Linked DNA regions of Homo sapiens: region 1 is linked to region 2. Evidence: chromatin loops called from intact Hi-C (ENCODE). Cell type or tissue: Calu3. All regions are shown on one strand.

Evidence for each region. Hi-C counts contacts between places; a loop is a spot of excess contacts. Peaks named below come from ENCODE experiments on the same cell type or tissue, not always from the same donor. Only the 100,000 strongest peaks of a DNase experiment are listed, where the experiment ranks them.
Region 1: it touches region 2 in a loop (2.4-fold over the local background); 1 of 110 quality-filtered maps calls a loop at or near these places.

Annotation. Positions count from the first base shown.
Region 1 is chr3:89,744,891-89,749,890 of GRCh38, reverse strand. No RefSeq gene overlaps it. Among named protein-coding and RNA genes, the nearest start is that of EPHA3, 640 kb to the right of the region's middle. In Calu3, no CTCF peak of the experiment used is centred here; a DNase peak (open chromatin) is centred at 2,130.
Region 2 is chr3:89,695,554-89,700,553 of GRCh38, reverse strand. No RefSeq gene overlaps it. Among named protein-coding and RNA genes, the nearest start is that of EPHA3, 590 kb to the right of the region's middle. In Calu3, no CTCF peak of the experiment used is centred here; DNase peaks (open chromatin) are centred at 583 and 2,933.

The sequences.
Region 1 (5,000 bases), 49 kb before region 2:
ATGTAATGGCCTTCTTTGTCTCTTTTGATCTTTGTTGGTTTAAAGTCTGTTTTATCAGAGACTAGGATTGCAACCCCTGCCATTTTTTGTTTTCCATTTGCTTGCTAGAACTTCCTCCATCCTTTTATTTTGAGCCTATGTGTGACTCTGCACGTGAGATGGGTTTCCTGAATACAGCACACTGATGGGTCTTGACTCTTTATCCAATTTGCTAGTCTGTGTCTTTTAATTGGAGCATTTAGTCCACTGACATTTAAAGTTAATATTGTTATGTGTGAATTTGATCCTGTCATTATGATGTTAGCTGGTTATTTTGCTCGTTAGTTGATGCAGTTTCTTCCTAGTCTCGATTGTCTTTACATTTTGGCATGATTTTGCAGTGGCTGGTACCAGTTGTTCCTTTCCATGTTTAGCGCTTCCTTCAGGAGCTTTTTTAGGGCAGACCTGGTGGTGACAAAATCTCTCAGCATTTGCTTGTCTGTAAAGTACTTTATTTCTCCTTCACTTATGAAGCTTAGTTTGGCTGGATATGAAATTCTGGGTTGAAAATTCTTTTCTTTAAGAATGTTGAATATTGGCCCCCACTCTCTTCTGGCTTGTAGAGTTTCTGCCGAAAGATCTGCTGTTAGTCTGATGGGCTTCCCTTTGAGGGTAACCCCACCTTTCTCTCTGGATGCCCTTAACATTTTTTCCTTCATTTCAACTTTGGTGAATCTGATAATTAGGTGTCTTGGAGTTGCTCTTCTCGAGGAGTATCTTTGTGGCGTTCTCTGTATTTCCTGAATCTGAATGTTGGCCTACCTTGCTAGATTGGGGAAGTTCTCCTGGATAATATCCTGCAGAGTGTTTTCCAACTTGGTTCCATTCTCCCCGTCACTTTCAGGTACACCAATCAGACGTAGATTTGGTCTTTTCACATAGTCCCATATTTCTTGGAGGCTTTGCTCATTTCTTTTTATTCTTTTTTCTCTAAACTTCCCTTCTCGCTTCATTTCATTCATTTCATCTTCCATTGCTGATACCCTTTCTTCCAGTTGATGGCACCGGCTCCTGAGGCTTCTGCATTCTTCAGGTAGTTATTAAGCCTTGGTTTTCAGCTCCATGAGCTCCTTTAAGCACTTCTCTGTATTGGTTATTCTAGTTATACATTCTTCTAAATTTTTTCAAAGTTTTCAACTTCTTTGCCTTTGGTTTGAATGTCCTCCCGTAGCTCAGAGTAATTTGATCATCTGAAGCCTTCTTCTCTCAGCTCGTCAAAGTCATTCTCTGTCCAGCTTTGTTCCATTGCTGGTGAGGAACTGCGTTCCTTTGGAGGAGGAGAGGCGCTCTGCTTTTTAGAGTTTCCAGTTTTTCTGCTCTGTTTTTTCCCCATCTTTATGGTTTTATCTACTTTTGGTCTTTGATGGTGGTAATGTACAGATGGGTTTTTGGTGTGGATGTCCTTTCTGTTTGTTCGTTTTCCTTCTAACAGAGAGGACCCTCAGCTGCAGGTCTGTTGGAGTACCCTGCCGTGTGAGGTGTCAGTGTGCCCCTGCTGGGGGGTGCCTCCCAGTTAGGCTGCTCGGGTCAGGGGTCAGCGACCCACTTGAGGAGGCAGTCTGCCCGTTCTCAGATCTTAAGCTGCGTGCTGGGAAAACCACTGCTCTCTTCGAAGCTGTCAGACAGGGACATTTAAGTCTGCAGAGGTTACTGCTGTCTTTTTGTTTGTCTGTGCCCTGCCCCCAGAGGTGGAGCCTACAGAGGCAGGCAGGCTTCCTTGAGCTGTGGTGGGCTCCACCCAGTTCGCGCTTCCCAGCTGCTTTGTTTACCTAAGCAAGCCTGGGCAATGGCGGGCACCCCTCCCCCAGCCTTGCTGCCGCCTTGCAGTTTGATCTCAGACTGCTGTGCTAGCAATCAGCGAGACTCTGTGGGTGTAGGACCCTCCGAGCCAGGCGCGGGATGTAACCTCCTGGTGCGCCGTTTTTTAAGCCCGTTGGAAAAGCGCAGTATTCAGGTGGGAGTGACCCGATTTTCCAGGTGCCGTCTGTAACCCCTTTCTTTGACTAGGAAAGGGAACTCCCTGACCCCTTGTGCTTCCCGAGTGAGGCAATGCCTCGCCCTGCTTGGGCTTGCTCACGGTGTGTGCACCCACTGACCTGCACCCACTCTCTGGCACTCCCTAGTGAGATGAACCCGGTACCTCAGATGGAAATGCAGAAATCACTTATCTTCTGCGTCACTCACGCTGGGAGCTGTAGACCTGAGCTGTTCCTATTCGGCCATCTTGGCTCCTCCTCCCCGCTTTTATAATTACTCCAAAGTAAAATAAAGTATCATTTTTCAAGTATCACACTGAAATTAAAAGTAGGTTCATTAAAAATGGCACATCTAAATAATATTAAAAAAGAAAAATGCATATACATACGCACTCTTTGAATTCATTCTCCCCGATTTGTATTATAAAATGTGAGCCAGAAATCACCTTAGATTTTTTCCAACCGAAGCTGCTCACCAGTGTGGCCTGCTCCCAGCTGCAGAGGAGTCACATCTAGGTCTCTGACAGATGCTGTTAAAACCCATCTTATTAGGCTGGATGGAGTAGAAAGCACCCCTTTACTTTTCTCCCCTGGAAGAAAAGGTAAACTCCCAGAATACAAAGAGCACCTTTGTAAATCTGTCTCTGAATCACCAACATTTATACCCTAGCTCTGAGAGAGGGGACTGACTGTCACCAAAGTGGTTTTGGATATTTAATTTTTGATAATTTTATATGTTAGTCAGTAATTGGAATGTCAAAATTTAGGGTCTCAGTCTAAATTTCTAATTTAACGTATTATTAAAATGTTATTTGCAGCTTATCATAGTTGGAACTTAGGAAATATGAATTTATTGACTCACTTTTTAAAAAATTCAGACTAATTCTGATACTTCATTGTCATAAACTGAAATAGTTATCAGATAACTATTGAGGCATTTTAAGTTGGCTTTATGCAAATGAAACAAAATCCTGAAATAATTTTAGGGCGGTATTTTAATAAAAATACAATGTTAAAGTTTTAAATATTCCCAGTATCTACTTTTTAATTTTGTATACCTATACCAGGTTAGTTTTCATTAGTTATGAATAAACATTCTATCATTTTTATTTGTAAGTAGGAGATTTGAGAACACAGTCACTTTCTGCCTGTTTATTAGTATATTGTGCAATATTGTTAATGTAATTTGAGGTTAGAGAATTCTTAATTTAGGATTCTGAAAAGAAATTTAGAATATGCTTCTTTACGAACATGAGATGCAGAAACATCTGAACTTGCAAAATAAATTTTTGAGATTAAAAAAATACACATTTGAATAGTTAAAGCTTTCTTAGAGAATGCAGTAGATAAGAGAAAATTAATACTTTTTTTTCTAGTTAGCTTACGATTGCATGTGCAACTACTTTATAATCATACATGTTAAAGTGTTTCATATATACTATATTATTTATTCTCACAATAATTTCATAAGGACAATATTAACATCTGTGTCATACAGATGAGAACATGATTTCACACCATGGAATACAATGCAGCCATAAAAAAGGATGAGTTCATGTCCTTTATAGGGACATGGATGAAACTGGAAACCATCAGTCTCAACAAAGTAACATAAGAAGAGAAAAGCAAACACCACATGCTCTCACTCATAATTGGGAGTTGAATAATGAGAACACATGGACACAGGGAGGGGAACATCACATACCAGGGCCTGTCGACAGGTCGGGGGCTGGGGGAGGGATAGCATTTGGAGAAATACCTAATTTAAATGACGAGTTGATGGGTGCAGCACAGTTACGTGGCAGGATACAAAATCAACACACAAAAAATCAGTTGTGTTTTTATACAGTAACAATGAACTACCTGAAAAAGCCATTTAAAAAGCAATCCCATTTACAATAGCATCAGGAAGAAAAAAGTACCCAGGAATAAATTTAGCCAGGGAAGTGAAAGATCTGTACACCAAAAATTGTAAGCATTGATGAAAGAAATGTAAAAAGATACAAATGAAAGGAAAGATATATGTTCTTGAATTAGAAGAATGAATATTGTTAAAATGTCCAAACTGCCCAATGCAATCTACAGATTCAACACAATCCTTATCGAAATTCCTATGACATTCTTCACAGAAATGGAAAAAATATCCTAAAATTCATGTGGAACCACAAAAGCAATCTTGAGAAATAAGAACAAACCTAGGGACATGACATTTCTGATTTCAAATAGTATTACAAAGCTGCAGTAATCAAAAGAGTTTGGTACTGGCATAAAAACAGACACATACGCTGATGAAACAGAATAGAGAGCTCAGAAATCAGAAATCACCCATGCATATATGGTCAACTAATCTTTGGCAACTGCACTAAGATCACACAATGGGTAAAGAATAGTCTCTTCAATAAATGATGTTCAGAAATCTGGATAGTCACGGGGGTGTCAGGGGGTGGGGGGAGAAAATAAACACTTTTCTTATACTATACACAAAAGTCAATTCAAAATGGCATAAGACAAATGTAAGACCTGAAACTGTAAAACTCCAAGAAAAAGTCTTATGGAAAAAGATTCTTGATATTGTCTTAGCACAGGCAATGAAAGTAAAAATAAACGGAATACATCAACTGAAAAAGTTTTTGCATGGCCAAAAAGAAAAAAGATAAAGAAAAAGAAAAGGCAACCTGAAGAATGGGGAAAACATTTGCACACCATGTATCCGGTAAGTTAATATATAAAAAGTATAAAGAACTCATACAACTCAACAGTAAAAAATCTCAAATAATCTGATTTTTTAAATGGGCATAGGATCTGAGTAAACATTTTTCCAAAGAAGATATATAAAAGTGTCCACTAGGTACATTAACCTCACTAATCAGCAGAGAAATGCAAATCAAAACCACAATGAGATATCACCTCATACCTGTTAGTACAAATACTACCAAAAAGACAAAAGATAACAGGTATTGGAAAGGATGTGGAGAACAGGAAACT
Region 2 (5,000 bases):
CCCAATGGCTGTACCCCCATTGTATCTAGGAGGTAACTTACTTGCTTTTGATTTTACAGGCTCATAGATGGAAGGGACTTACTTTGTCTCAGATGAGACTTTGGACTTGGAATTTTGTGTTAATGCTGAAATGAGTTAAGAGTTTGGGGGACTGTTGGAAGGGCATGATTGTGTTCTGAAATGTGAGGACATGAGATTTGGGAGGAGCCATGAGTGAAATAATATGGTTTGGCTGTGTCCCCACGGAAATCTCATCTTGAATTGTGGTTCCCATAATCCCATGTGTCACGGAGGGACCAGGTATAGATAATTGAATCATGTGGGCAGTTTCCCCCATCCTGTTCTTGTGATAGTGAGTGCATTCTCATGAGATCTGATGGTTTTATAAGGAGTTTCCCACTTTGTTGGGCAGTCATTCTTCTCCTTCCTGCCACCATGTTAAAAGGATGTGTTGGTTTCTCTTTCTGCCCTAATTGTAAGTTTCCTGAGGCCTCCCCAGCCCTGCAGAACTGTGATTTAATTAAACCACCCAGTGTTGGGCAGTTCTTTATAGCAACATAAGAATGAATCAATACAGTTGGCCTCCAGCCAGGAGGTGGCGCTTTCAAGAGAGCACCAGTTGTGGTAGTAGCAGTGGGATTTTAAACTTGCTCTAAGCTGTCCAGGGGAAGTATTCTGGTTACTCATGCAATGGGTGAGAACATAAAGCTCCCAAAAGTTTATGTCCTTTGTGTTAAGATACCAGGGTGGGTGAAGAAATATCACCAGGTAGGGGCAGGTTTAGGTTGGTCTGAACTCAGATTCTCCTTGGGCAAGACAGAGTGCAGCTCCTGTTGGAGATAGGGGCTGGTTCTCAGGCCACTGGGGTAATGTTCCAGAAGGACATATAACTGTATCTGCTGTACAGAAAAGTTAGCAAAAGGAGTAGAGAGTAGCAGGCAGCAGTAAGCCTCATCCAGCTCCCATGCAGTTGGTGAGGCCGGTCTTGCTCCCACAGTCCTCCACCAACAACAATGAGTTTAGATTCTGGCAGTCTGCACACAGAACTCAGACCTGCCCAGGCCATAAACTTCCCTGAAGAGACAGCAATCAGGGCTCTCAGACCACGCCTCTCCCTGTCTGCTTGTGAGGCCAGGTGCCCGGCTCTGTGCTTGTGTCTGCAGCACATTTCCCATTCATCCGCCTGGTTTTGTTCAAGGGAGTTTGTCCCCACTCAAGATTATATCACAAAATTCATCTGGGAGCTTCTTTCACCCTGTGACCCCTCCCTGAACTCATTGACTGACTTCCCCAAGGGCCCCTGTGAGGCATAGTCAGGAATGGCTTTCCTCCGTTCACTCTGGACACTGAAAATGCCTACAATGCACTTCCCGCTGCTGCTTCTACTCGTATATTTCACACCACTTCCTGAATCCACTCCAGCTCTGGGTAGGGTTAAGGCCTTCTACCATGATCTGGATTTTCAGATTACTTGATAGGGATGTGTGCTTGGAGGCAGACTCTCCACCTCTCACACTCTGGGAATGTACAGTGTTCTGCCTGTCTCATGGAGGAGGCTGTAGCCTGTCGCTTCTTTCAGAGGGTCTGTGGATTCTTTTGGTTTTCCTTCTATGTTCCTGTGGTGGTTCTAGGGGAAAAATTTCTCAGTGTGAATCTGTACCCACTATTCTGTGCGTCCCAGTGGGAGAGGCATGCTAACACTGCCTCCAATCTGCCATCTTGAAAAAAAACCCTCAAAACCAAAACTTCCTTTACTTTTGTAAAGCATGATTCCCTTTCCTTTCTTGAACATATTTACCATTGGTGTTTTGAAGTTTTTGAGTGTTTACTTCAACATTTGGCCTTTTTTTACTGGTATTTCCCCCTGTGTATGAGTCATACTCCTGCTCCCTTGCGGGTCTCGTATTTTTGTTGTTATTGTTAAAAACTAGACATTTGAGAGTATATGTTGTAGCAACTCTGGGTACTAAATTTTTTCCCCTCACATGAACTTGCTTATTTTTTTAGTAACTTGGCCAAAATAACTTAGTGAAATCTATTTTCCCTACAATGTGAAGCTTCTGGTGTCACTTCTAAGAAGGTGCTGCCTTAGGCATGAATACAGTCACCCTAGGATGACTGTGGTTTTAACAGGGCTTTTCTTTGACTGTCTGTCTACCTGCTTGCTCTGCTCAGACTTCTGTTAGTATCACATCCTGCTGCTAGGTCCCACTAATATCAGCTGATCATTCTATTGTCTTCAACAAAAACCTAAAGTAAAAATTGCTCCACATTCTGATCCGTTAAATATGAGTCATTTTGTAGGGAAAGATTTTGAAGCTGTTAGTGGTGGTGAATCCATATGGGTCTGCAGCAACCTCAATTCTTACCTCCTCAGAAAGAATTAGACTGAGGGAAAGAGAGAGAGACCAAGGCAAGTTTTAGAGCCAAGGTGAAAGCTTATTAAAAAGCTTTAGAGTGAAAGTACCTTTGCAAAATTATGACTGAGATAGTGAAAGAGATCCAACTTAACCGACTCCATCTTGCTTCCAACTTCCACGCTGTCCTTGTTCATTCCTGGGTATAGGCTGAACTAATTTTGGAAGAAACTTAGTTTGTAATTTATAGTTTAAACAAAGATAGTAACAGCCCTTTCACAAAGCAGACCTCCTCCTTGCCTGGAGACTAGATTAACAATAGCCACAAGATTAAAAATTACAGTTTAGCAGTCATGTAGCGGGAGGCCACAAGATTCTGAGCCTCCCTAAACTGCTGCTACGATTAGTGCTTGAAATATTTTGCAGAGCCTGCACTTGATGGATCAGCTGGCGCCACGCCACCCAGATCAATGAACTGGCTCATTTGATCTTGTGGCCTCTCAAGCCAGGAACTGATTCAGCTCAGGAAGACAGCTTTGACTCCCTGTGATTTCGTCCTGACCAATCAGCACTCCTGGCTCACTGGCTTACCCCCACACACCAAGTTATCCTTAAAAACTCTGCTCCCGGAATGCTCAGGGAGACTGATTTGAGTAATAATAAAACTCCAGTCTCCTGTACAGCCGCCTCTGTGTGAATTACTCTATTGCAATTCCCTTATCTTGATGAATCAGCTCTGTCCAGAAGGCAGGCTAGGTAAACCCCTTGGGCAGTTACAAGAGCAGGAATGAAAGGAAGTAAAGTACAATTGGAAGAGGGCCAAGAGGGCAACTTGAGAGATTAAGTGCATGGTTTGACCTTTTGACTTGGGGTTCTATATGCCAGCATGCTTCTGGGGTCTTGCATTACTTCTCCCCTGATTCTTCCCTTAGGGTGGGCCATCTGCATGCGCAGTGGCCTGCTGGCACTTGGGAGGGGCTGCACACACAGTGTGTTTACTGGAGTTGTAGGTATGCATGCTTGGGGTATTCTTCCCTTACCAGTCGAGTGTTCCTAGAAGGTCATACACCAGGTAAACTCTGCCATTTTGCCTCTTAATATGCATGCTTGAGCCCACTCGCCCAACTCCTGAGATCTTAACAGGAAGTTTCTGATCACCAGTCTTGGGTTTTTTCTGTTGGAGGACTGCTGTTTCCTGGCACCAGCTACGACCCATTATTATTTTAGAGAAACAGTGTAACAACCACCTGCCCATCACCTGATGGTCATCTGACATTCCTGGTGGTGGGGGGTGGGGGGATATGGGGGGATGGAGGGGAGGCCCTCTCCTGCCCACTCATGGTTGATAAGCTACCCACTGTTAACAAGGCCAGTTTTGAGGTTTGTTCTGACCCCACGAAGACCTTCTTAGCCATTCATTTTCCTGCTTCTCTTTGGTAAACTAGCTGATGTATAGTTTTTCTTCTTCTCATGCAACCAAAGCACAGGTTCAGTACCTCACCAATTGCAGAGTCCAATTAACAAGAGCAAGGTCTGGTATAAAGAAAGTGACTTTTTCATTCAAAGCTTGCTTAGGGGAAGAAGTAGAGGCTTTCTGCCTTAAGGATACTGCTTTGTTTTTGAAGCAGAATGTGGGCACTTTTAAAGTGGGGGGACTACACAGAGGCAGAAGTGAGCAGGTGTGGAGCCTGCATACTTGCTTTAGTGCCTTATTTACCAAGCAGTTGGGTTGGTGGCTTCATGGGCAGAGATACACTGTAAAGGCAGCCAAAGAACTCTCTAGCAGGTAACTTTGGGCTGTAAATTGACTATCTCTCAAGGCAACCTCCTGGTGTGTAAGAGTTTAGCGCTGGAACTTCTAAACACATAGTCAGATGAACTTGCCCTGTAGAGAGTGTCTGGTGAAAAGGAAGTAGAAGGCTATAATTGCATTTCTAAAGAGCTAAGTGGGAGTGGAAAAAAGGATGAAAGAGAAAAGAAAGAAGAAAGAGGAAAATAAACTATCTCTTAGAAAAATCTGGGGACTCAGTTACACTACTAGCCTTCTTTTCATTGCAAACCACCAGAATCTCCATTGATTCAAGAGGACTTTTAGTTCTAAACTTTCCTATACCCTGTTCTGAATAAAGTCATTTTGTTGGTGGGAGGGAGATTTTTGGATCTCCCCATTCCTATGGTTTGTCTTTCCTGTGTATAATCTCTGAACTGGGGATCCGGAGCAGTGGGCAAGGCCAGTGGCACACTTCTCCTGGCATGATGCTTCTCATTTATGAGCAGGGTGCTGGACAGGGAAAGTAGACTCTGGTTGTTTTGGCTTCCCTTTCCTGGTGTGGAACCTTGTGAGTTTGGGAACCTTGTGAGTTTGCTAGGGTGTAGGTGATTGAGGCCACAGTATTCCCTGCCTACCATTCCTGGCATCAAACTTCCACCTATGAGTGAGGGCTGGGAAAATGAAGAGAGACCCCAATATCAGCCTTACTCACCTGAAATTTAGCTTTGCAAAGCCAAGCTGCAGGGGGCTGGGGAGAGGAATTTATATGAAATACTGGTAACTTGCTTCTCCCAGGGAGATACTGTAGCCCCTGACTGGGAACTGAGTGTAGTTACTCGCCTAGGATAGAACTTCACTCTCATTGAGCTGTG